Regions from separate parts of the Mus musculus genome. Here regions 2 and 3 are each linked to region 1. The links are chromatin loops, found by intact Hi-C in ENCODE. Cell type or tissue: heart. All regions are shown on one strand. Region 1 overlaps Rbfox1 (RNA binding protein, fox-1 homolog (C. elegans) 1). Region 2 overlaps Rbfox1 (RNA binding protein, fox-1 homolog (C. elegans) 1). Region 3 holds the start of Gm26159 (a small nuclear RNA gene).

Region 1 (8,000 bases):
CAAAGGGAAGGAAACATGAACCAGACTATACGGACAGACCAGTAGGGTAGCTCAGGGTCAAGCAGCTGACACTTTGCAGAGACCCAACCTGTCTATGCCCATCTGTGCTTCAGCCTGGCTCTCTGCACAGCAGAGCCACCAACACCTGGGAGTTTCTTGGAGCAAACTTTCACGTTTTCACCATAGACCTTCTGAGTTTCTGTGCTAGGCAACACTAAGTCTAAGATTGTGCTGCTCCTCAGAGTCACAGGGCTGGAGATGTGGTCCATTCACTATGCTCAGGTCTTTGCAAAGGGAAAAAGAAAATATTAGCCCCCTAGTAATACAGTGAGTCTTACTTTGCTGGGACCTATCTGACTGTATTTAAGAGAAAGGCCTCTTTTTCTCTCTGTTCATGTTCGATTGCACAGGGAACCAGAAAAGAGCTTAAAACTCGAGCTAGGGTTTGAAAACTCCCATTAGCTAAAGGAGCTGGTAAGGTGGCCTGTTACTGGTTAGATGGGACAGGCTAAAGGAGCTGGTGAGGTGCACACTGTGCCCTGAAGCTGATGTTAAGTGGAGACTCAAAATTCCTCTCCAATCACCTCTTGTTAGCAGCGGAGGTAGGCAAATTGCTAGAGAGGATTAAGTGGGGGCCAATGCTTGGATCACTGTCAAGCAGAGAAAAGACTCAATTTGTGGTAATCAGTTCTGTAAGAGGTCTTTGTGGCTGTGCTTGCCTTCCCAAGGTGTGGACCCAGACCGGGCAAGGGTAGAAAAACGGCAGCAGGCTGGCTTTTTCTTGAGCATATTAAAATGACTATTCCCGTCCATGAGATAAGCCTGGCTGTTAATAGGGCTTTACCTCCACAGGTCTCTCTCCCCACATCTGAGGCTCAAATGTTCCATAAACACTTGAACATCACTGTGCATAAACCATCGTCCTGATCTCTATAAACACAGCAGGACCTAAAAAGGAGATGTATGGTGTGTCAGAGGAAGGCGTACATGTCTTCTGTGTCTGTATAAGATGCATGTAAAAAAGAAATAAAACAAGGGTATATTTCAAGAATTACACAGTAGTGTCTGGGGTAGTAGATGCACCGTGTCCCAACTCAAGAGAGGTTTCTTTAGATGGGCAAGGACCTTTTCCTAACACATAGAGCACCTGCCCAGGCCGCTGATACAAGTTGTCTTCTGAAGGCCATGACCAGGCCTCTACCAGCTTCCCTTTCCCAACTCTTATGTGAAGGATTTTGGTAAGAGAATGAAGGGGAGCCCAGGTTTCCAGGAAGAAGCATTAGGCAACTTTAAAACAAAGGAAGAGTGCAGGGTTGAGATGGTATTTAAAGCCCAGATGTGATTCACTCTGTAACCAATGTAATTTTAGGTCCTTGAGAGACGGCCCCACTGCCTTGATCTTTTTCAAGTACAAAATAGGCTTTGAGCTGGTTTACTTTACTTGAATCAGGGGGGAGAAAGACAAGGAGAGAGAGAAAGAAAGAAAAGAGGAGCCGAACTCTCTCGGTCTGAAAACTGAGGATAGTCCCTCACCCATGTGGTGATTTCTCCCTGGACGGTTTATAAACTGTCACAGTGCAAGCCACCCCAGACCCCCTTCTCTCTTCAAACCTGTGTCACTAACCCACATTTTAAAAACAAGGCAGGAAGCAATACAGGAATTTTAGCATGTTATATACACAATACAGATGATCATTTGAGCTGCCTCCGTGGGTAACAATGCCTGCTGCCACCTTAAGGACTTGAGTCAATCCTAGGACCCACACAGTAGAAGAAAACTCCCACAAGGTGTCCTCTTATTACCTCGCAGGCACTGTATCCTCCTCCTCTCAATATAAGAAGACACAAAGCAAAATTAATAGAAGTATAATAAAAATGAATACTAAAACATTCTTTAAAACATACATGTCATACTTTAACTGCCCAAATAAGATTATTTCTCATCAGTATGTGTGTGTGTGTGTGTGTGTGTGTGTGTGTGTGTATACATGTGTGTGGGTGTGTATACATGTGTGTGGATACATATATGCATATATATATATATATATATATATATGTGTGTGTGTGTGTGTGTGTGTGTGTGTGTGTGTGTGTGCATAGATATAGATAGATATAGATACGTGCCTTTCTTCAAAATAACATTAACAGAAAGTCAGCTCTCACTACAGATATATTGAAAGTATTTTTATTTCAATATAATAGTTTCAGAGAAGTGTATTGTACTGTACTAACTACTACTTCCAAGATATTTGTGTTTATGCCCAAACTCCTAAGCATCCTATCTGTCTATATTTGACAGTCAGTTTTCATGTTCCCCTCTTTAATTTTACCTCTCAGTGGGCCAACTGTTTAAAAAAAAATCACGCCTGTTTAAAAAAAAAATCTTCCAAAAGGAAGAGCTAGAATCTGAATAAAAAATTAGCCAGGGATCTCACATAAAGACTCTGCTAACTCCAAGTGTCTAATATGCTTGTGTTAGCAACACCATAGCTCTGAACCGACAGAGGGAGAATGTTGCCCTGCTTCATGCGAGCATTTCTTTCTTTCTTCTGCTGGGTGATGTAGACATAAGCACTAGACAGACAAGGAGTGCACACCTTGTGAGTGGCTGTTACATAAACAAACCCTTACCCCTTACCACGCTCCTCAAGACACAGTTAAACTTCCATTACAAACAGGAAACAAATGCTTGGTTTCTTTGAGCCTTTTTTTTTTCTTTTTAATGGAAAAAAATAGAAATATTCTTGTTCCTGAGACTCCACTGAAGAATTTTCAAACATTTCATACATAGGTAAGCACACACACACACACACACACACACACACACACACACCCTCAAAATAAGTCAAAGAGATAATCAACTTAGGAGCAGATTTTTCTGCCTTGAGCTGGTTATATAAATGAAAGAACAATTGTGTCAAATTCTTTCAGTTTCATCTTCTAGGTTTCTGCAATTTTAAGGATTTTTATTTAAAAGAGAGATTCCTTATGGGGAAAAAAACTCAAAACAAAACAAAACAACAACAACAACAAAAAAAAAAAACAACAGCAAAAAACCAAGTTTTCCTTAAGAAGCATGCCCTGTGCTGGTGAAAGCGGCTTGTGCAAACTGCATGGGACCCAGCCCAGGCTTCTGCTAATTATCCTGATTACCCAGATGACAGGACAGAAAGGAAGCCTTGGGGGAAACAGAGAGAGCTAGAGCCACTTCTGGCCCTGTTGGAATGTGGAAGCCCTGCCTGCTCTCCTGCTGCTGCTCTACAGGCCTGCCACATGAGTAGGTCAGCAAATCAGAAACTTCCCCAGGCCCCCCTTAACAGACGCCACATCAAAACAAGAAGCTGAAGCACATGGTCTGTCCAGCTGTCCCAAGTCAGCATCAAGCACTCCTTTCCTTCCTAAGCATGAATGCACGTGAAACAGGCAGCCCAAGGGTACAGCTGCTGGTGGAAGTTTTGGTACAAAGTCCTCCACATCTCTCAAGGCCCCGTGGAAGCCTCCAATCCCCATTCCTCTACTTCTCAAATCCAGCGTCAGCTGGAACTCATCGCTGAGTAACAACAGCTATGCAATTACCTACCGAGATGCCTTCTTATTTCCTCTTTCTGTCTTTTGCATGGTGCACTCTCGGTGTGGTGTGCAGACCTGGCAAGAAGAGCTATGACTACTTAAGAAAGAGAGATCAGATTTCTCTGTGTGACACCTGGTTCGGGGTCATGGACAGTTATTCACTAACTAGCTTTGCTTTGTAAGCTGAGCGCCCCTAACAAACGGCCAAAATCAAATACAGAAGAGTACAAATCTCTCTCTCTCTCTCTCTCTCTCTCTCTCTCTCTCTCTCTCTCTCTCTCTCTCTCTCTCTCTCTCTCTCTCCTAGAATCACAGTCCCCAGTGGGAAACAATACACTCACCCCAAGTGTGAAGCAAGCAGGCACAGTGTTGAGTGGCCGGTGTCAGTGTTACGTTCTAAAGATTAGTTCCATGGGCAAGAGGGTGGGCTACAGGAGGGAAAAGGAGGAATGGCCAGGCTTTGCAAAGGGAAAAAAAAAAAAAGAAAAAAGAAAAAGCAAATAGGCAGAAGAAAAGCATCAGAAATATGTACCAAGAAAAAAATAAGGCAAAGAGACGGGAAATTAATAATCCAACAAGCAGGATGTCTCTGTGTTATTAATCACATTGCCACAGAGAGCCGCCAAGGAGCCCAGAGCTGCACATGGAAGGGGAGGGGTTTGCATGCCATTGGTTGCCTCTGCTCACTCCTATACATCTCAGCCAATCCTCCCTGTGCCTTAAGGTACAGATAGATCTGCGCTGCAGTTACAAACCACTGGAAGATGAGAAATCACTCTCTGCAGGGTGAGGCTGTGCTCGGTCCAGTTAATGCACTATAAACTTTATTTGAGCTGACTTCTCCCTGGATCCCCCAGTGACGGGGTCAGGGGTGCAAGCAATTCCACCCCAAATCATGCCATAATCGAATTGCTGCCTATTTCCCGAACCTATAATGAAAAAGGCAACCGAAATAATGCCGGTAATGTTGGCGGTCTCCCCTGCCTGTCCAACGCTATTACCTGCGAATGCCTGCCGCCATTTCCTGGGTACTCTAACAATGAATATATTTCACAGCTCACTGACTCTCCTGCGTGGGTGGCGTGGTATAGACACCTACATGATAGGAAAAGAAATCTAAGACAATAGGACTGTGTCTGAAGGCTGAGCCTGGCAGCCCACTAGGGAGGAGAGGGGCCTTTTATCCAAAAGGCGGGCACATACACCACACACACACACACACAGAGAGAGAGAGAGAGAGAGAGAGAGAGAGAGAGAGAGAGAGAGAGATGTACACATGCAAAAACACAGTCTAGTCCAGAGGCACAGCTGAAGCTAACACCAACTTGATTTCTCTTTGTCTTTTTAAGTCCCAGACTCGTCACCTGCGGCATAATAACTTAGAGTCTGACTCCTTTATCAAACTCAGGCGGTTTAGATGCTCAGCTCCAGTCTCTGAAGACAGATACAGCTTTAAGGACTGGGGACAGAGTAAAATAAAATGTGTGTACCTTACCTGTAAATGCCCTTGAAGTCCTCACTCGCCCTTCAAAACCTTTTTTTGTTTTGTTTTGTTTTAAAATCAAAATCCACTATTTACATGCCCTTAAAAATATGATTCAACACCCCCATGGTATTTCACTCCTCGAGAAAGTGCTGGTGACAGCACAGTGTAGCGGCTCAGAGACTCTGGGCTACAAAAGGCCCAGTGCCCAGCTGTTTTTTGTACAACTGCCTATTCACAGATCCTGTCCCCGGGCTGTGGGAAGCTGTGGCTGGACTCTGGGTGTGCTTAAGTCTCTGGAACCTTAGGACTCTTCCAGGCTAGCAGCCCTCACTTGTGTCTACATTAGATTCTGGTCACTCTAAGCAGTTATTTCAAAATTGTCCAACATCAGATTCCTGCCTTATAAACCTTGGCTGTGCCAGGAAATGTCACCATGTCCAACCCAGGATCACCACATGCACGGCTCAGATGTAACCCTGGGGAGAGGTGTGCTTGTGGTCCCCAAATCCAGACAATCAGCTCTCTGAAAACAATGTATATGATATTAGGATAAATATATATATATGATATGATAAATTTATATATAGATAGATACTCTAAATCACTGGTAATAATAATATACACATGCCTTATTTCTTTTTTATTTTATTTTTCATCTCCTATTTTAACATAGGAACCCATCTTATAATTTTTACTACACTAGTTCAAAAAAGTCACCTTCTTTGTCTTCACCATTTCCTTACATAAAACACCAGTCTGAGTTGTCACATTCAGCGGCAAGTCTGGGCAGCAGCCAGGTGAGAGAGCCCTGGCAAGACTGGTCAGGCACAGCTCACCCTTCCCCAGCCCCTGGCATATACAGCATGGAGTAGAGGAAGAATCACATAAAAAAAAAAAAAGACACATGGGGGCATGCTGACACTCGCAGACAAAGAATACTCCTTTAAAATACTCAGCACTATGGGCTGTAGAGACCAGATCTTATAAGAAAAAAATCAATACAAGAAACAAATGCTCTCGATGTAATTGAAGTCTCACATTTGTACACGACTTCTGCTATACGCCCAATTACTGCTATTTATCAAAGAGTAGACAACATTGAAACCAGCAGCATGAAAAACAAATTTTACTAAGTCAGAGGGAAAAAATCATCAGAAAGGAAGGGGGTACAAATAATAAATAATTCAATATTCTTGAGAAAATCTCTTGCAGAAAGGCCTGGTTGATTCAAACATCAGACGTAAGTCTGACAAGAGACGTATCGATTCAGACGATTCTATCATTATTCTAGCCAGAGTCCTTCATAGAAGCTGCTCTCTTTGCTCCTGTTTTTATTGTTGTAACCACAGACCTCCTCCACAGACCTCCAGCTCTTTGAACCGGTGTTCCTTACAGCTTAGGTCCTAAGCCTAAGAGGAAGGTGATAAATACAGCCAGGGTCCGCTGGAGAAGGCAAGGGTTCCTCTGCCCTAAAATCTAACAGGATGAGAGGCTAGTGGCTGGGATCTCATCACTCCGAGAAGGAGTCGTGGAAGGGCCCCATCTGGGGAATTACCAGGGCAGAATATTTAGATTCCAGGGGGCGCACACATTCCCAATTGATCAGACTCACATCTAACAAAGAATTGTCCAACAGTGAACAAGAGTGAGAGCAAATATACTCATGTTACTTTAGGGGATCTGAACAGAGAAGTGAGAGCAAATATACTCATGTTACTTTAGGGGATCTGAACAGAGAAGTGACAGCCTCTGACAGTAATGATCTCATACTCTGCTGCCCAAATGCTCCCCGTACTGTACTGGCTCTCCCAATGAAAATAATAGAAAGGAAAAAATAAAATAAAATGGGAGGAGTGCAGGAAAGAAATGGAAAGATCCTTTTAGGTCAATGTTGATCAGTAAAATACAGTGGTATAATTAGAGGAGGAAAAAATACCTCCATTAGCATTTTGCATAAAGCAGAGCTATTTCTTCAATGTTCGATGTGTTAATTACCAGCAGATAGGAGGTGCCACTGAAAATTAACAGTCTAACAGAGGCACAGGAGGTAAACAGATAAGGCAGAAGCCACTGGAAGGTCGGGAAAGCAAGTCAATTCTGAAGAAAGATAAAAGAATCCTCTGTGCTGTGCTGGTGGAGGAGAAGGGGACAGGGCAGCAGGCCCTGTTAGACATGCTTCATTAGGCGAGAATTCCAAGCTTGTACTGGGTGCAGCATTTGCTGTGGCAATCAGGCGTATTATTCAAATGTGTAGGAAAACAAAAGACTGGGAGAGCCTGACAAGCAAGACACATTAGAGTTGGCCCCATTCAGAGCTGATGTGTGCACCAGGTTCTTCACAGAGTGAGCTGGGTACTGCTCAACACTGAGGAGTAGAGGAGCCCCTTAGATTCCGATGACTAAAGACGAGCAGGAGCAGGATGCCCGTGACAGAATGTCACAAGTCTGTGTTTGCTGCCGCGCTAGAGAGTCACTGAGGAAAAAGACTGGACTGCATCAAAGATGCAAAGTGCCCTTGCTTGTGATGCTGCAGGTACTAAGACAAGATGTTACTCTCAAGAGCAACTGGGTGTCTTACAACTGGAACAAACCTTCACAGCTAAAATATCAGAAGGTCCGAAGAGATCTCCTCCATGTGAGGCCTTGAGTAAGTCTTTTCTTTAAGGCCAATGTGGATAATCATAGCATCTCTTCTGAAGCAGCGACTAGCAGGCACTATGCACTTGGACTGCTTGCTGGCATTTCACAGGGGTTCCACATCACTAGTTGGTTTTTATCAATATCATCATTTCTACTTTTACCCAAAAAGTGTTCACGCAGGGCTGGAGAGGAGGCCCATTGCACAAAGCACTCGCCACTTAAGCCTGAGAACAAGCTTGACTCTCCAGGACCTATAGAGAAGCCATAATGCCACCCACTGCCTCCCGGACACTGCAGAATGAAC
Region 2 (8,000 bases), 120 kb before region 1:
GTCCCACTTGCCACTGAGGGTCCCAAAGCACATAACCTTTGGCTTGGTAGACAGGTATGTTAGGAGACAGAGTCTGTGCCAAAAGAGTGCAAAGCATGAGCGAAGATAGCAAGATGTCCGTAGAAGTCCTCCTCACTGGGGAGTCCATGGAAAGCCAGAGAGAATGCAAAGAGGATGAGCAAGAGACGCAACTTGAGAGAAGGTCAGAAGTTGTAGACCCAAAGGAGCCTTGTACATAAAAGTAAGTGGCTGTTATAAGCCACTTAAAGATGACCAGAGGACTGAGTTGTGACCAGCATGCTACGTGAATGTCAAAGGCCTGCTAAGTGATTGGCTGATGTGGTGACAGACTGAGAGCATGAAAAGATTGGTGCACCACTAATAAATGCATAATAAACAAATGCCTGAGAATCACTGTTGCCTGTTTCGAGTGCCAGTTCACCGATAGCTCTGTCGGCTAGCGGAGGTGCACTTGTGACATGCTTGCTGTGCAATCATGAGGGCTTGATTTTGTGGCCCCAGAACCTGCATAAAACTGGGCACAGTGGTTTATGCCTGTAATCTCGGCATTCCTACAGTGACATAGGCAGTGGATACAGGACAGTTCCTGAAAGTGCACAGTCAATTGGTCTTGTAAATACAGCAATAAAGAGAGACTCTCTCAAATAAGAGATGAACTGATACTTGAAGCTGCCCTTTGATTTCCACAGGCACATCATGGTATCATACTTACATAAATACACACACACACACATACTCCTCATCATCATCATTATCATCCTGTAACCCAGAGACCCACACTGTGTTTAGCTTTTGTTTTTGTTTTTCCTAGTAACAGCACATCGGGTTCCACATCAAAGACAAAGACGTCACCTTTAAACCGTGATATTGCTACCTTGCCAAAGAGTAGGAGGTTTCAATGCCCTACCACAACACCCTAAGTTGGCACGAGCAATCACTAAGATCCTAGGTTTCAAGTCCATTTCCCCCCACCCTGCTGGAAATTGCCATGTGAATAAAAAATTAAAATGAGCTTCTCTTCCTTCCAAGAAAGAAACTCAGACTTGGATTTGTGCACAATTGCTGAATGGCTCAGTTTAATAAACCTAATTAGGAATTACAGAGATTATGATTAAACATATTAAATGATTAATAGCATTATGCTGCTCATGTAAAAATTAAAATTAATCATCTCTAGTCAAACAGGACTTTGGAGAAATCTTGGTGGTGTTCCCTTTGATAAAAACATACAACGCTCGATTAATCATTTTGTAGTGTACACATTTATACAAATACCCATAAATTGTTATGTAGGCATACCTTTGACAGAAATAATTTTTTACTGAAAATATGTGAAATGAAATCCAAATTTGTATAGGTTGGTGAGAAGGCGGGGATAGGGATATCAACCTTCATGGGGTAAGAGGGACAGGAAAAAGAGACCATTTCAAGCTGAGCATGTCCGTGTCTGAGCTAACTAGTCATGTGACAGCCAGGGCTAGAGAGTCAACCCTGCAGCATGCAATCCCACTGTCACCAACTGCTAATTTGTATCTGGGCCCTTTATATCTCTGTGCCTACAGTTCACTCATCTGTGAGAAGACAACAATGATCCATGCCCTACAGGCTTAGGACAAGGACCAAAATATAGGGGTAGGTACAAGCAGCCCTAACTTCAGATCAAGGAGCTCCCACCATATATAGTGAAGAGAGTACTTCTACTTCATCTGGGGCCTAAGTGGGCTTTTTTTCAAAGCATATCTCTTGGAATCTTCAGGAAAAACATCCCAGGAAAAATCCTGTGCTTTTCTATGACTGCTAGGGTTCAGATCTGGTAATGTTGAATACATGTGTTAGCTACAGGCTAAGTAACCCTTGTCCCTTTGGGAGTTTCAGCACCTAAAGGTGATGCACCATGGAAAGAAGTGAGGTCACTGGGGGCACTAGGCCTTAGCCTGCTCTTCGGTTCTTCATACTGCTATCACCAAGCAGACAGCCCTTCTCTCTACATCTCCAGTATGCACTGTGCTCCAATGAACACAGATCAAAAGCTCTGAAACCATGAGCAAAATACCCCTCCCCGGTTTATGACATGGCATTCTGTTATAAACAACATGATCTCTGGCTTGGTTCCTGATCAGCTTGTCACAAGTTTAGTGGCTTAAAACAGGACTTTCTCATACCATAGCAATGAGGACAAAAATCTAAAACAGAGGTGTCCAGCGAACCAACTTTCTTCTTTCTTTGCCTCTTTCAGCTTCTGTTTCTGGGCATCTCTTGGTTTGGGGCTTTGCGACCCCCTGTGCTTCTATCTTCACATAGCCATCTTCTTTGACCGGCTCACTGAAGTATACTCCAGCTTTCTCTTATGAAGACACTAGCCATTAGATCTTGAGCCCTTTCTAAATAAGGATACTTTGAGATAATTAATTTTATTACATCTGCAAAGATCCCTTTTCCCAAAACTCAGTCTCAACCATTTGCAGTTTACAGAGCTTATGCTATGAAAGTGTTTTTAGAGGCTACCACTCAACCTATGACAGTTCCCTCATAAACATGAAACCAGAAGTGCAAATTCAATTAGTGACTATTTTTCAGAAATGACTGTCATTCTTTAATATCATCTCTGGGTTCTTGATTACTCTCAAAAGAGCTAGCCTCAACAAGCGGCAAAAGAAAGAAGAATGTCCCAACCTAAGCAGAGAAGAGACAAGAACTCTTCCTTCATCAGACCAGGTTGGCTACCTCCCTATAAATACTTGGTTATAGATAGAGACGTTTAACCCTCTCTGTCAGGGTGGGAAGCCCTTTGTCAGTTTCTAAAAAGATCATCAATATCCTATACTTATGTTTGAAAATGAATAAAGTGATCATTATTCACCTCCTCTGGATCATTTTTTCCAGAATGAGACAATAATGGTGAAGTCCTACTTAGTAAGAGGGTGCATGACATTAATCATGGCAGTCACCAACAAAAGCATTTCAGTTTTGCTCTCTGTTTTTCTGGTCCACAGACACACAGAGCTATGAGAAATAAGAGAGAGAGAGAGAGAGAGAGAGAGAGAGAGAGAGAGAGAGCCCTCTAATCACACAGGAAGACCTATAGACTCTATTAATTGGAGATCCATTACCCACAAGAAGCAGGTCACTAAGGAAACCTAGTCAGAAGTTCTGAACAAGTGCATTAAGATCCACCTTACCAGTTTCTGTGTTGGCCTTCTGTGGTATAACCCTATCAGAATGCAGGCTGTTGGCTGAAGAATTTTCCTTAATAAACAAACTCCCCGGGTATTGGCACAGGTTATAAATGTTAAGAAAACACCAGCGGCACTTTAATCTCCTGAAGATCACTTAGTGTTTCCACAAAGACCTTAATAAAGAACCTCGGGGCTCCCTCCGCTGTAATCGTTCCTAATTCAATGAATAGCTCTAAGCAACCCACAGCTAATCCTAGTGAAATTGGATTTTGATATCGACCAATCCAGGGATGACTATTTGAGAGAATATCCATAAAAATCAGCTCCTTTCAGATTCTGTCTCTGTCCCAGAGTTATCTTAGTAGGTTACTTAGATATTGTAGAGTCCTAGTACCTCCTAAGGGGTACTGAGCGGCTCGGTGTAGAACCATCAGAAAAGGACAGTTTACAGTTAGGCATCTGAGTAAAAATCACTTCCATCTTGTACTGGCCTAGTTACTTAAGCCCTCTGAACTTTAGATTCTCCAGACTAGCTCAGGAGACTTTTATCTGTGGCTCATGAGTGCTACAGGTAAGTTAATACTGAGGATGCATGAATAAAGCATGGCTGATGTAAACCTACAAGAGAAATTAGAATTCAGAGAGAAAGTGGAGCTCTATAAGGCAGAAGCAGCTATGGAGAGGGACTGGGCAATGATTAGAAAGCAAGCAAGAAGCAAGCTATATTTGGGAAATTAAAAATACATGTATGCATAACCCAGTACTAGATATAGCTCAAGGGTGCTGAGGAAGCACACTTGGGCAGCCCTGAACAAAAATAAAATAAAATACGAGCAGCAGATGAAATTTTATAATGTCTGGAAGTCACGTGTTTTAAAGAGTGAAGCAAAATATGAAGTCAATTTTAAGCATGTAGCCATGTTAACTCTATTTAACAAGCACAGCATTGTGACGCATCATTAGTGCAAAGAGCATTTAAATTATTTTTTCTGCACCAAGTCTTTGACATTTATTGTCTCCGTTATGCTTATGGGTCCTAATCTCAGCAGGGCACATTGATTTTTCATTGGAAATCCTTGATCTACATTTAAGCTTCAAAAATAAATGACAGCTGAATATCCAGATTTCCTACTTACAGTTCAAAAGTTTTCAACGACTGAGTCAAAGGTCAGTTCTTCCGATTAAGATGAAGTTGAAGTAAGTGGGGAAAAAAATCTGTTCCATCTATCATAACAGGGCACTTTTAAGAGTTCAACTGTAACACAAAGAGGGTCCTTTAATGATGTTCTAATACCTAGAACCTGTGAAAAAGTTGCTTTATGGGACAAAGAAGTGGGAAATTCAATGAACAGAGCTGAAATCACTTATCACCTGAGCATGAATTAGATTATCCTAGATTCATGGGGAGGCCAGTACAAACACTAAGATCCTTTCAAAGGTCTTCGGAAGGAGAAGAGAAAAAACTAGTGATGGGCTCTGGGATGTGAGAAGCAGTCTGCCTGCCATTTCAGGCCCAATGAGGAGATGGCAGAGGAAGGGCAAGAGCCTGGGAATTAAGGAAATGGAAAAGGTAGAAGCAAGCTCTAGAAAGAAATTTCATCCACATTTGGGGATGTCCTCTGTCTGAATATCATTAGAGTCAGCAACATTCATTGCTACAAAGAAAGCTTAAAACCATCATCACCTCTGTAACAAAACAGACATGTGGGATTTCCAACATTCCAGAAACTTCCAACAGACAGATTCTTTTCAGTCAATGTGAAGGAATCAAGAGAGACAAAGTATAGAAGGATGAAGAGATAGGGAGACAGATGAGTCCCTAGAACAAACTTCCTTTCAGAGTTTGCTCTATATTCACAAAGCAGGTAACATGGACACTGTAGAGTCAAAAAGCTTGCCATCTTTTAAAGAATATGGACTGAGAATAGTATCTATCACATACATAGCTGTATCTCCTGAACCCCTGTCATCTGTTGGATCTCCTTATCTGTTACTATTTCCATCATCCTACAAATACATGTTTCTTAAGCCCCCTCTGTATTCCTGGACATAATAAAGCTATATACCCCCTGCACACAGTGTATGTGCTGGAGGGGGGGTGCACACCTGTATCCCAATATTTGGTACAAAATTTTTGAAAGTTTCTAAGCTACCTAGAAGAGACATAGACGCCAAGAGTAACAGTAACTGAGGAGGGCCATTTGTGTCTGCCTGCCCAGGCTGAGACAAAAGGTCCCTGACTGCCATTGCTGTCAAATGCTGTGGCCCAGTGCTGGTTTCATGAAGAACATGTGGAAATGGCTAAAGAGACTGGGAAATTGAAAACTCTGCTCAGATACCAGGAGCTAGGGATCATAAAAAGAGGTGTCTATGGCTCACCTCATAGAATCATCAGAACAGCTTGGACATCTGAAACTCGGAGAGGTGAAGTTGCCTCTACAAAGGTACCAGCGGGGACAGAGCAGGATGGTGGACCCCATAAATGGGATTGCTTTTGTCCTGTCACAATCTCTCAAGGGGAAGGTAAAGATGCCATGGAGAGTCTAAGGATGGGACAGAGGACAACTACAAGCCACATACAAAGGATTAAAGCTTCACTGCTGTTCTGATCGCTACACTTGAGGTCAGGACTGGGTCAGGGTGAGAACTGTGCTAACATAGCTGACTAACAAGCCTGGAACAGGTTGCTTCCGATGCCTTCTTGGAGTCTCTGGGGTCTTCTCCTGAGCCCTTATTAGTCATAATTATTTTTTAGCTTACTTTAGAAAAATGTCCCTATCCTCTTCTTTACTTTAAAAAATGTATTTATTTTTATGTACATTGAGGTTTTTGTCTGCATGGATATCTGTGGGAGAGTTGCCAGACTCTTTTGCACTGGAGTTGCAGATAGTTTTGAGCTTCCATGGGGCTCCTGGGAGTTGAGCCCAGGTCCTCTGGAAGAATGGCCAGTGCTCTTAACTACTGAGCCATCTCTTTAGCTCCATCCTCTTTTACTTTTAAGTATTTATTTTTTATATTATGGGTTTGTGAGCCTTTATGTGTGAATATGGACATGCACAGGTACATAAAGAGGCCAGAGGAGGTTAGCAGATTCCTTGAAACCAAAATTATAAGTGACTATGAGCTGTCTAATATGGATGCTGGAAACCAAGCACTAGTCTTCTGAAAGAGCAGCAAGCATTCTTAACTGCTGGGTTACCTCTACAGACCCCACGCTTGAGCTTAATTATTAAGCTATCCTGAGAGATATGAACATCTTCAAGGCAAGCATTCTATCTAATAACAAATGTTGTTTTGAATCATTATTTCTGGCACATAGTAGGCCCTCAATATGCCTTTTCTGAGTCATCCCAGTCTATCAAGTACATCAATCTTTTTGTGCACATGTCTTCTGACTTTTACCTTCACAGTACGGAAACCCAATACCCTCAAGGGGATGTGACTAGCTCCTGGATTTTCCCTCTAGCAGATTGGTAAACACACAGAATCTTTTCTTTCTGGCCAGCTTCCTCCCCTCTCTGTATAACACTCTTCACACTAATAAATAAAATGTGTACTTCTGAATAGCCCCTGCTTTTCACTCTTCTACCAATCAAGTTCTTTCTTAGAAAAGGAGAAACTTGTGAGAGTCTTGGAGGCATGATTTGATTAAGCTGACAATATCATTTGAGCAATGGTTGAGTGCCCAATGCGATGTATTTTGGACCAAATTGATTTGTGTAACAAACACTTGCTTTGTCTCTTCTAGCAGCATGAATGGCAGGTCTTGATTTAGCTAGTGATGCTGGGTACTGGCTGAATTTACAGTCTGTGGTTGCTCTCTTTCTGCAGAGAAGAGCAAGGCCAGAGCAGAAGCTGGCATAATTCAATACATTGTGCTATAAACTCGAAAAATAATATCACAGAGCTCTGCAATATACCTATTTGATTTGATTTGTAAACCTGATAAAAAAGCAATTGAAAAAGTTCAGGGGGAAAATATATATATATGTTCTAAGCTAAACTGTAACCGTATTGAATGTGTACAAAGAACAGAACATGGGAGGAGGGGGGTTACAAAATTCATGCACATCCAATCAACTTCCTACCCTGCATTAGACAATGTTGCAATTCTCCATTTTAAATGGAGAAAGACTGTAAAAAGTCATTTTCCATTAAAGTAATAATAACGAGTGAAGGCATGTGAATTAAAACCCACGTCTCTGGTTTTCTCACAATCCCACTTCAGAACTGGGCTGCACAGTGTCCCCCAGCTTCCTGCCTTTTAACATGTTAGCTCTATAGGCAAACAAATAAGTTAATCACATAGCTTTGGATATAGTTAATACCCCATTCTAGTTTGGCAGAACCAATTTTGTACCTGGGTAAGGCACATTTGAAAAACACATCACATTTCCCCCAGCTCAAGTTAATTCAATGCTCAGCTCAAATGATAGGATTCCTCAGAGAGAAAGGTGGGAGGCCTGGCAGGGCTCACTCAAGATTCTTCAGCTCTTTCCATCCTTTGAAAAGGCACGAAGAACATGAAAGGCATCAGGGTCCCATAACTCTAAAGGACGTGGGAGTCAAGGTAACTGACTGTATTTGTCTTCTCTGGCTGCTGAAACAAAATGCCACCAATGGGAAACACACCTCAATGATTGGGAAGCTGGACCTGTAACACCAAGCCTTATAGTTTGATTCTTTCTTGCTGTGACCTCACAGATCAAAGGGAGAATATCTTTGTTCCCCTTCTTTTCTGAGGAAAACACTAATTCCATTATGAGAGAGCCCTACACTCATGACCCCCATTTAACCTAATTA
Region 3 (8,000 bases), 1.2 Mb before region 1:
CCGCCCTTCTTCCACAGGCTCCTCAGCCTGAGATGGAATACTCTAGATTCTGAAGAAACTCATCCCACTCTCTAGAACTATGCCCTGAGAATTTCTTCATTATTTAAAAAAACGTGGAATGCTTCACAGACGTGAGTGCCCTCCTGTGTAGGGGCTATGCTAATCATCTTGGTACTGTTCCAATTTTAGTTATATATATTGAAGCAAACATGAGACTGCCTTCATTTTTCTGTCTCATATCAAATGTGGCAATGTCTTTCAATGATAATAATGAAAAAAATTGAAATCTCCAAATTTCTTTGATACCCCCAGCTCTAGTTAATAAAGATGTTTATTTTAATAGAGCCAAGAAGAAGTTAGCTTTGGAGGCCAGCCAAACAGGGGACGATTCTGTGGTAAGCATGTACCTATTATCTGGAAGAATGAACCTAAAGAACAATCTGTTTGCTTCCTTTTCTGTTCTTCAGTGCTTTGGGGTTTCTCCACATAGAGCCTGAGCTTCAGGCCTCCACATTCTCACCCCTGGCAATCCCCTCTCCTTTCACCCCAGGCCGTACACCATCTTGCTTACTGTTCAGGTCCTTTTCCATCTATGATCCTTATTCCAACCTCCAACTGTAATCTCTTGGCCCAATTATCCCCAAAAGCAAAGTACTCCTGACTGGATTTGGAAGATTTCATTTCAGGTAGGCTCTGTGCTATGACTGGGTAGGCAAGTGACAGGAAGAAGGGATGGGGTAGGGGACAGAGTCTTGAGGAGGGGGAAACAGCTCAGTCAATAGAGCACTTGCTGCATGGGTGGGCATGAATCTGTGGCTCTGATATTGGGAATGGGGTAGAGACAGGGAGATCTTGGGGTCTCATTAACCACCCAATCTATCTGAAAGTGTTAGCTGTAGGTTCAATGAGAAACCTTGTCTCAAAACAGGAAAAGGTGGAGAGCAACTAAAAAAAGACACCATGGGTCTCCCCTTCCCCTTCTGTGAGGGGGGATGAAGAGGGGGCAACGTTTGGGATGAACACAGATAAAATAATTAACTGACAAAAATAATTTCAGAAAACCTGAAAAAAAAAAAGACACAATGGATGATCTCCTTACTGTCTACCGTCATGACTAACCCATGTACACCAGACCAACCCACACCAACCCAACCCAACCCAACCCAACCCACACCAAACCAAACCACACCACACCACACCACACCAAACCAAACCAAACCAAATCACACCATACCAAACCACACCAAACCACACCAAACCACCACCACCACAGGAAAAAAAAAATAGAATCTTATTGTTGGCTTGTTGAAATGGCTCAGGGGGTGAAACCACTTGTTACACAAGCCTATCAACCTGAGACCATGAAACCAATGGAGAAAGGAAAGAACTGTCCCTGAAAGTTGTCTTCTGATGTTTACACTGTGCCTGAAAGAACACTTTTCATTCTTTCTCCCCCATTTCTTGTTGGGTCTCTCTTGCTTGCTCAGTCTTTCTCTGTCTTTCTGTCTCTGTCTCTTTGTCTCTCTCCCTCCCTCTCTCTCTCTCCCCCCTTCTTCTGTTCCTCACTCCCGATCCCTTTCTTAGATAGAAATAGTCACAATAGTAAGTACATGCACAGAGACTAAGGTTTGATCTCCAGCACCTTAAAAATAATAATAAAATAATATAAACACAATATCAATAAAAAGCAATTCAAGAATAGTCAAATTCACAGAGACAGAAAACATTAGCACTGTTAGGCCCAAGAGGAAGAGTGAACAGGAGTGTGTGATGGAGTCATAGAGATGACTATGGGTTATTGATGATCGTTATAAACTTTATAAACACACCCAAATTCACTAAATATACACCTAGAAAAGGTAACTTTTCTGGCATGTGATGTAGCTCATAAAGGATTTTAGCAAATAAGTATGATCTTATTTTGTGGTCCAAATAGCTGAGGTCTGAGTCATTTCAGTGACACATGAAATCCCAATTTAAACTTACCTTTGACCAGTTCATACATGTATTTTCACCCCCCTCTCTCTCTTCATCATCTTTTATCCTCCTTAGACTTCTGTGGAGCCTCTTCTTCTTTCCAAGGAGCTCCACTTGCTCTCATGCCTTCTGTTGTTTTGGGTGGGAGTTACTGTATCATGGGCAACCTACCAGAGGCTATAGCCCTGAAGAAAAGGACTTTTCCTATCACCAGCAACCATTAACTGCCAACAGCTCCTCAAATGGGAGTCATGGTCTCAGGAGCTACTTTCCAGCCTGTGCTGGAATACTGGCTGGACTCAGTGTTATCAAATCTTGTGAGTTTTTGAGTGGGACATACATGTACACATGTCCAGAAGATATAGCTTCACTGTCCTTATAAAGATTCTGAATCCTTCCTAAGGGAAACTTCCCCAATGCACAGGCTTACTTTGGAACATGGTCCTGCCTCTCTCTACTTTTTATGTATCCGTGTCCTTCCTCCTGGTCATTGCTGCCTGTCCAAATTGTTCTGGCACATCACAGCAGAAGGCAGACTTCCTATGGGGGATTCTTTAATATTCCCTCTATTTATTTTCAGAAAAAACAAACCACCTTTGTAGGCATGTTTCCATACTAACAATCATGCTCACATAGTACTCTGTATCAGATACACTTTGCCTTACTGGACTGTGAGCTCCTTAAGGACTGATGATCCACCGATGACATTTTCTGTTGACAATAATAGAACGCCAGTTTCTGTTTTCTTAGAAGATAGATGAAGGGCCTAGGGCCCAGGCCACCATCAGATGTATTTTCTCCTGGGCTTAGCTCTCTTTGCCTGATTTGCCTTTGCTTTCTTGCAGGTTCTACTCTAGGGGCAAGTGCAGCTGCCTTCTCCTCTGGTGAACTTAGCTCAGTTCCAAGGGTTACCTTGGAATGTTGATGCCCTGGAACCATTTTAGTGGATAAGAAAAGAGATGCTTTGAACATCTCCAACCCTGGCACTGAAGGTGATCTGAGCGGGCTCCAGGGACTTGCACAGCTCAGAAGCAAGAAAGTAGGTGGAAATTGGAGAGAGATTACTTAATACCTCAGGAGTTCATTCGGCTCATGTCCTTAACACACAGCACATAGGTAATTAGTAGACATCTATTGAGTAAACCTGTAATACAAACACCAGCTTTCTATTGCCTATTCAGATGAAGGAGTATAATACTCTGAATGGTGGACAGGACAGGGCAGATGTGTGACATTAAGCCCACAGTGTTTGGACTGGATATATGACAGGTGGGCTGTAGATGAAGCCCTGGCAGCGTTTCCTAGCACGTGCAGGGCTTGAGATGAATCCCCTGCACTCCAAAAGCCAAATAAGAGGTGCACGATCATTTGTTAATCTTTTTTACATCAGGGAAAATGTTTCAGATATTTGGAAAGTTACAAAAAAGATCTCAACCCTTTTGTTCATGGATGCTGCTGTGGTCCCTCTTGAGAGTCTGAAAGGGACAGACAGACTCTCAGGAACTGCTGCACCGTGCCCGTGCTTCTCATGGCAGTTCTCTGGCAGTTCTTGGGTCCTCAGGATCTCCAGATCGTACAGCTTTGTCTTAAGGGCACAGTGGGCTTTGTGCGATTCACAGTCCTTCATTGTTTTCCAAAATTTCCTCCTGGAACTACCCTGACTCAAGGCTAGAGGGCATTGTGTGACCACAGAGAAGCTGTATCCTCCTGGACTCTTCGGCTTTTCACACAAAAAGGCTTGCTCACAGCTCAGCTAACTAGTGAGCTCTTCCCGTTCCCAGGAGGGAACGAAGCCAGCCCCCTGTGAAGCAAAGGATGGGGACAGGGGGAGAAGAGCCACCAAAGTGTTTCCCTCATTTGTATGTTGATGAAATGTCTGCATTTCCCCTAGAGCTCAAGAGCCTGGTTTGGATTGATTTCGCAGCAAGGATCTTGGTGTGTAGGGATATGCTGCAGATGAGGCTCAGGGTCCCTGCCCTGCCTGCCTATGGCTTCCTGTGGGATTTGGGGGAGGCCCCTTCTCTTGACTGAATCTGAGTCTCAATGCTCTTATCTGTAAATCTCGACACTGGATTAGGTGCTCCCAGGATAGATGTGATGCATGAGGCTTCTCTGGAGTGAAGATTTCAGGAGTGGAGGAGAAGTGAGGAGGAAGAAGATTGCAACCAAAAGGAGACTAGATTTCAAATGCATCAGGAAATCCCACAAGGGTGTGGGCAAGACAAATGCAGCCAATGCATGTGAGACCGGGAAAAGGCCCTTTCAGAAGACTAAATCGTGTGCATATTAATGCAGTCTGCTTAATCCAAAGGGAAAGCAGCTGTGGGTAAACAGCCTTTAACACAGTCTCAGGGACCAGCAACTCTTGGTGTAACCCTCTTCCCTTAAGTGTAGACTCAGTCTAGTGACTCATTTCTGACTAGCAGCAAGAAACCGAGACCCTTAGCCCAACAGACCACTAAGAAATAAATCCTGCCAAGAGATTTCCCACCTGAGTGAGGTGAGGAATGGAGGCTTGTCCAGTTAAACCTTTGGATTAGACTTCAGACCTCTTTGACAGCTTGATTATAGACCCCGAGGGAAGCTGAGGCACCTACTAAGCCACGCCTGGATTCCTGACCCACTAAGTACTGACACATCAGGGCATTGTGTTATAGAACCATCGACAACTAACATGCTAAAACAGTGGCTTTCAAATAATTTGTTCTTTCTCTGTGTGTATGAACACACACATGTGCATATGTGTTTCTATGTGTGTGTGTGTGTGTGCGCACGTATGTGCATGTCTGGAACAGAGGACAGCTTCTATTATCATTCCTCAGTATATGATCTACCTACTGATTTTTGAGACAGGGTTTTGACAGACTCAAGACTTTCCAAGAAAGCTAGGCTAGCCAGTTAGCCCTGGGGATGCCCCTGTCTCCATCTCTTAGTGTTGGTATTACACTGTCATGTCCAACTTTTTCACATGGGCTCTGAGAATTGAATCAGGTTTTTACGCTTGTGCAGTGAATACTTTTCTGACTGAGCAATTTCATGGCCCTTCAGACTGTTCTCTTTCTTAGTAGTGTGAATTAGGGGGGTGTTATTTTAGACTATCTATCATCTATCTATCTATCTATCTATCTATCTATCTATCTATCTATCTATCTATCCTGTGTGTGTGTGTCTGTGTGTGTGTGTCTGTGTGTGTAACAGAGGATAGCCTCTATGTGCATGCATGGAGGGAGATCAGAGGACAACTTACAGAAGTCAGTTCTCTCCTTCCACCATGGGATGGAATTAGGTGGGTAGGCTTGGTGGCGACTGTCTTCACTTGCTCAGGCATCTTACTGACACAGGTACATTTAAAAAATTTCTCCAGGCCGTGGTTTTGTTATTTGCAAGGGATGACAGTGTTGTCTAAGTGATGTCACGTGTGAAAACTGTGTGATGAAATGTCTAGAGGAGGAACACTGAATGACTACAGCTGTCGCCATCACTGATGATGCTGTTTCTCTTGGGACCCTCTTCTGCTCTGTGTGACTGTTTTGCCTCTCTGTACCTATCTTCCTCCTCCTTCTCATTCTTCCTGTGTCTTCTTTCCCATTCCTCTTCCTCCACCTTCAGTTCTTCTCCCTCCTTCCTGTATCCCCCCTATACTTTTTCCTTCTCCTCTTCTTCTTCCACTTTTTCTTCTCCTTCTGCTTCCTATTCCTCCATCCCCTTCCTCTTCTTCTTTCTCTTCTTTTCCTTTCTTTTTCCTCTCCTCCTCCTCATCCTTCTTCACCACCACCACCACCACTACCACAACCACAACCACTACCACCACAACCACTACCATCACAACCACCACCACCACCACCACTACCATCACAACCACCACCACCACAACCACCACCACCACAACCACCACCACCACAACCACTACCATCACAACCACCACCACCACCACCACTACCACCACAACCACTACCACCACAAACACTACTACCACAACCACCACCACCCTTGGAATCCAATAACACAGATAGAAACTAGCATTTTTCTAAAGTAGTCTGTCCTGAGATCTTTCCCACATTCTTACAGTCATGACAATGATGAGCAGATGACTGGCCAGCCAGCAAGCCCTATCCTCTGGCACCATCTGGTTCTGGTGACAGTAGGTCTTAGGTGAAGAGAACCGAGTGGAACTCTCTTCTGAGCTTTGTGGAGTTGCTCCCAGAGAGAGGCTGTGAAGCTTCCACAGTGGCTCAGACTTTCCAGTTTCTTTATCTGGAGAGAGAAATCTTTCAATCTTTTCTCTAGACTGGAGGCCAGCAGTCATTTCCTGCAAAGCTTTTGATATTTATTTTATTTCCAGCAGAGTTAAATTGTAGTAATTAATCCAGCCTAAGAAACGAACACCACAGAAAAGAAACTTAGAGCCCCACTTAAAGTATTTGTAAGTAATTTCTCATAGTTAATTGGTCTTCCCAGGAAAAAAATCGCACTGTTTCAACAGACACTGGTCATTCCAGTGTGAGCGAATGGTCAAAGAATGTTTACCTGTAAGCACTGGAACCTAAAGCCCCTCACATATCAAGCTCTTTTCCTACCTCTATTCTGGAAACTGAATTCTAACCAGGTGTGAGCAGGTGGGAACACATGTTCTAGTAAAGACTTCCACATATCTTGTGGCATTCCTGGTTTAAGGCAACAATATCTCCTCTTGGGTGGTCAGGACAGGTGATTTCTAGAAATAATGACTTAAGACAAGTGTGGTGGTGCAGACCTGTAATCTCAGTACTTGGGAGTAGAGACAAGAGGATTGATGCAAGTTCAAGGCCAGTCTGGGATACATAGAAAGTTCCAGATCATGTGGGGCTATACAGTGAGAGTCTGCCAAACAACCAAACCATACCAAACCAAACCAAACCAAACCAAACCAAACCAAACAACTCAAACTAGAAGCTTACTGGTTTGTAGAATAACCCTCATCTACATTTATTTCACAGAAAAAAAAAAGGATAATTTGATTCCTGAATTGTTTAAATTGGAAAACTAGTTGTTTAACTTTGGAATGCTAAACCTAAATTATATACAGTTCATCTGGATGGAGGTATCAAGTAGTAGCTGGTTAAATGAGTTTATAGTCTAATGGGGGTTACATATAAGTGGAAGGCATACAAAACTGTTTGCTGGGTGGGGTGACAAAGACAGGCGAACCAAGCCCCACTTGGTAATGGTGTCAACATCTCTTTATCATTAGTTGAGCTGAGTCTCAGGATTCGCCATGTGTATTCTTCTCTTGGGTTACTTGGGCAGTCACTTCAGTGCTCCAATTCCTTTGTGCTTTTGTATCTTTGAGCTCTCCACAGGAGAGGCTGGGTACACAGAGGAGATAGGTACCTCATGAATGCACACAGGCCTGCAGTGTGTTCCTTGATAACGCCTCACTCAGTTTCCCCCTACTCTGTCTCTGTGCTATGGCTTCCACATGTTCATGAGTCAGGCGATATTTTCTCCTTTCATTCTTTTAGGGAAAGAAACATATGAAGGCTTTTGTCTGATTGGAGCCATTGGAAATGGTGTATGTTACAGCTGTCTATGCCCAGAACCTCTCTTTTCTGGAGTTACATATAACCTCAGGTCTTTTATGGGACCATTTGGGTTTCATGCCCAACTTGTGAGCCAATCAGCTTTCTCCTTGGATGAGTGACATCCAAATGGCTGCTTCTCTATTTATCCTGTCATTTTCTGTACAATCTTCTCTCTTGAGTTATGGCTGCTCTCTATTTGTTTCTATGCCATCTTATGATGGTTGTTCATTGTGGGTCTTAGTTCCTCCCTGTACCCTGTACCTTGTACCCTGTACCCTGTTCTGTTCTGTTCTGTTCTGTGTGACTATTATGCCTCTATGTTTCTCCTCTTCTCTTCCTCATTCTTCTTCTTCCAGCATCTTCTCCCTGTCCTACTTTTTCTATCTCCAGCTCTTCTCCTCCTTCTTACACTCCTCCTGTATTTCTTTCTATTTCTCTTTCTCCTCTTCCTTCCTCCTCTTC

What was found. Hi-C counts contacts between places; a loop is a spot of excess contacts. Peaks named below come from ENCODE experiments on the same cell type or tissue, not always from the same donor. Only the 100,000 strongest peaks of a DNase experiment are listed, where the experiment ranks them.
Region 2: a loop joins it to region 1, with 2.4 times the contacts of the local background. A loop is called at or near these places in 7 of 42 quality-filtered maps.
Region 3: a loop joins it to region 1, with 2.7 times the contacts of the local background. A loop is called at or near these places in 2 of 42 quality-filtered maps.

Annotation. Positions count from the first base shown.
Region 1 is chr16:7,145,954-7,153,953 of GRCm38, reverse strand. All of the region lies in intron 1 of Rbfox1 (RNA binding protein, fox-1 homolog (C. elegans) 1), which reads right to left. Among named protein-coding and RNA genes, the nearest start is that of Rbfox1, 80 kb to the right of the region's middle. In heart, no CTCF peak of the experiment used is centred here; DNase peaks (open chromatin) are centred at 3,323 and 5,873; H3K27ac peaks cover 724 bases; H3K27me3 peaks cover 522 bases.
Region 2 is chr16:7,267,563-7,275,562 of GRCm38, reverse strand. All of the region lies in intron 2 of Rbfox1 (RNA binding protein, fox-1 homolog (C. elegans) 1), which reads right to left. Among named protein-coding and RNA genes, the nearest start is that of Rbfox1, 200 kb to the right of the region's middle. In heart, no CTCF peak of the experiment used is centred here; no DNase peak of the experiment used is centred here.
Region 3 is chr16:8,329,204-8,337,203 of GRCm38, reverse strand. Gm26159 (a small nuclear RNA gene) reads right to left here and starts at 211; the gene lies at 108-211. In heart, a CTCF peak has its summit at 3,648; a DNase peak (open chromatin) is centred at 3,743.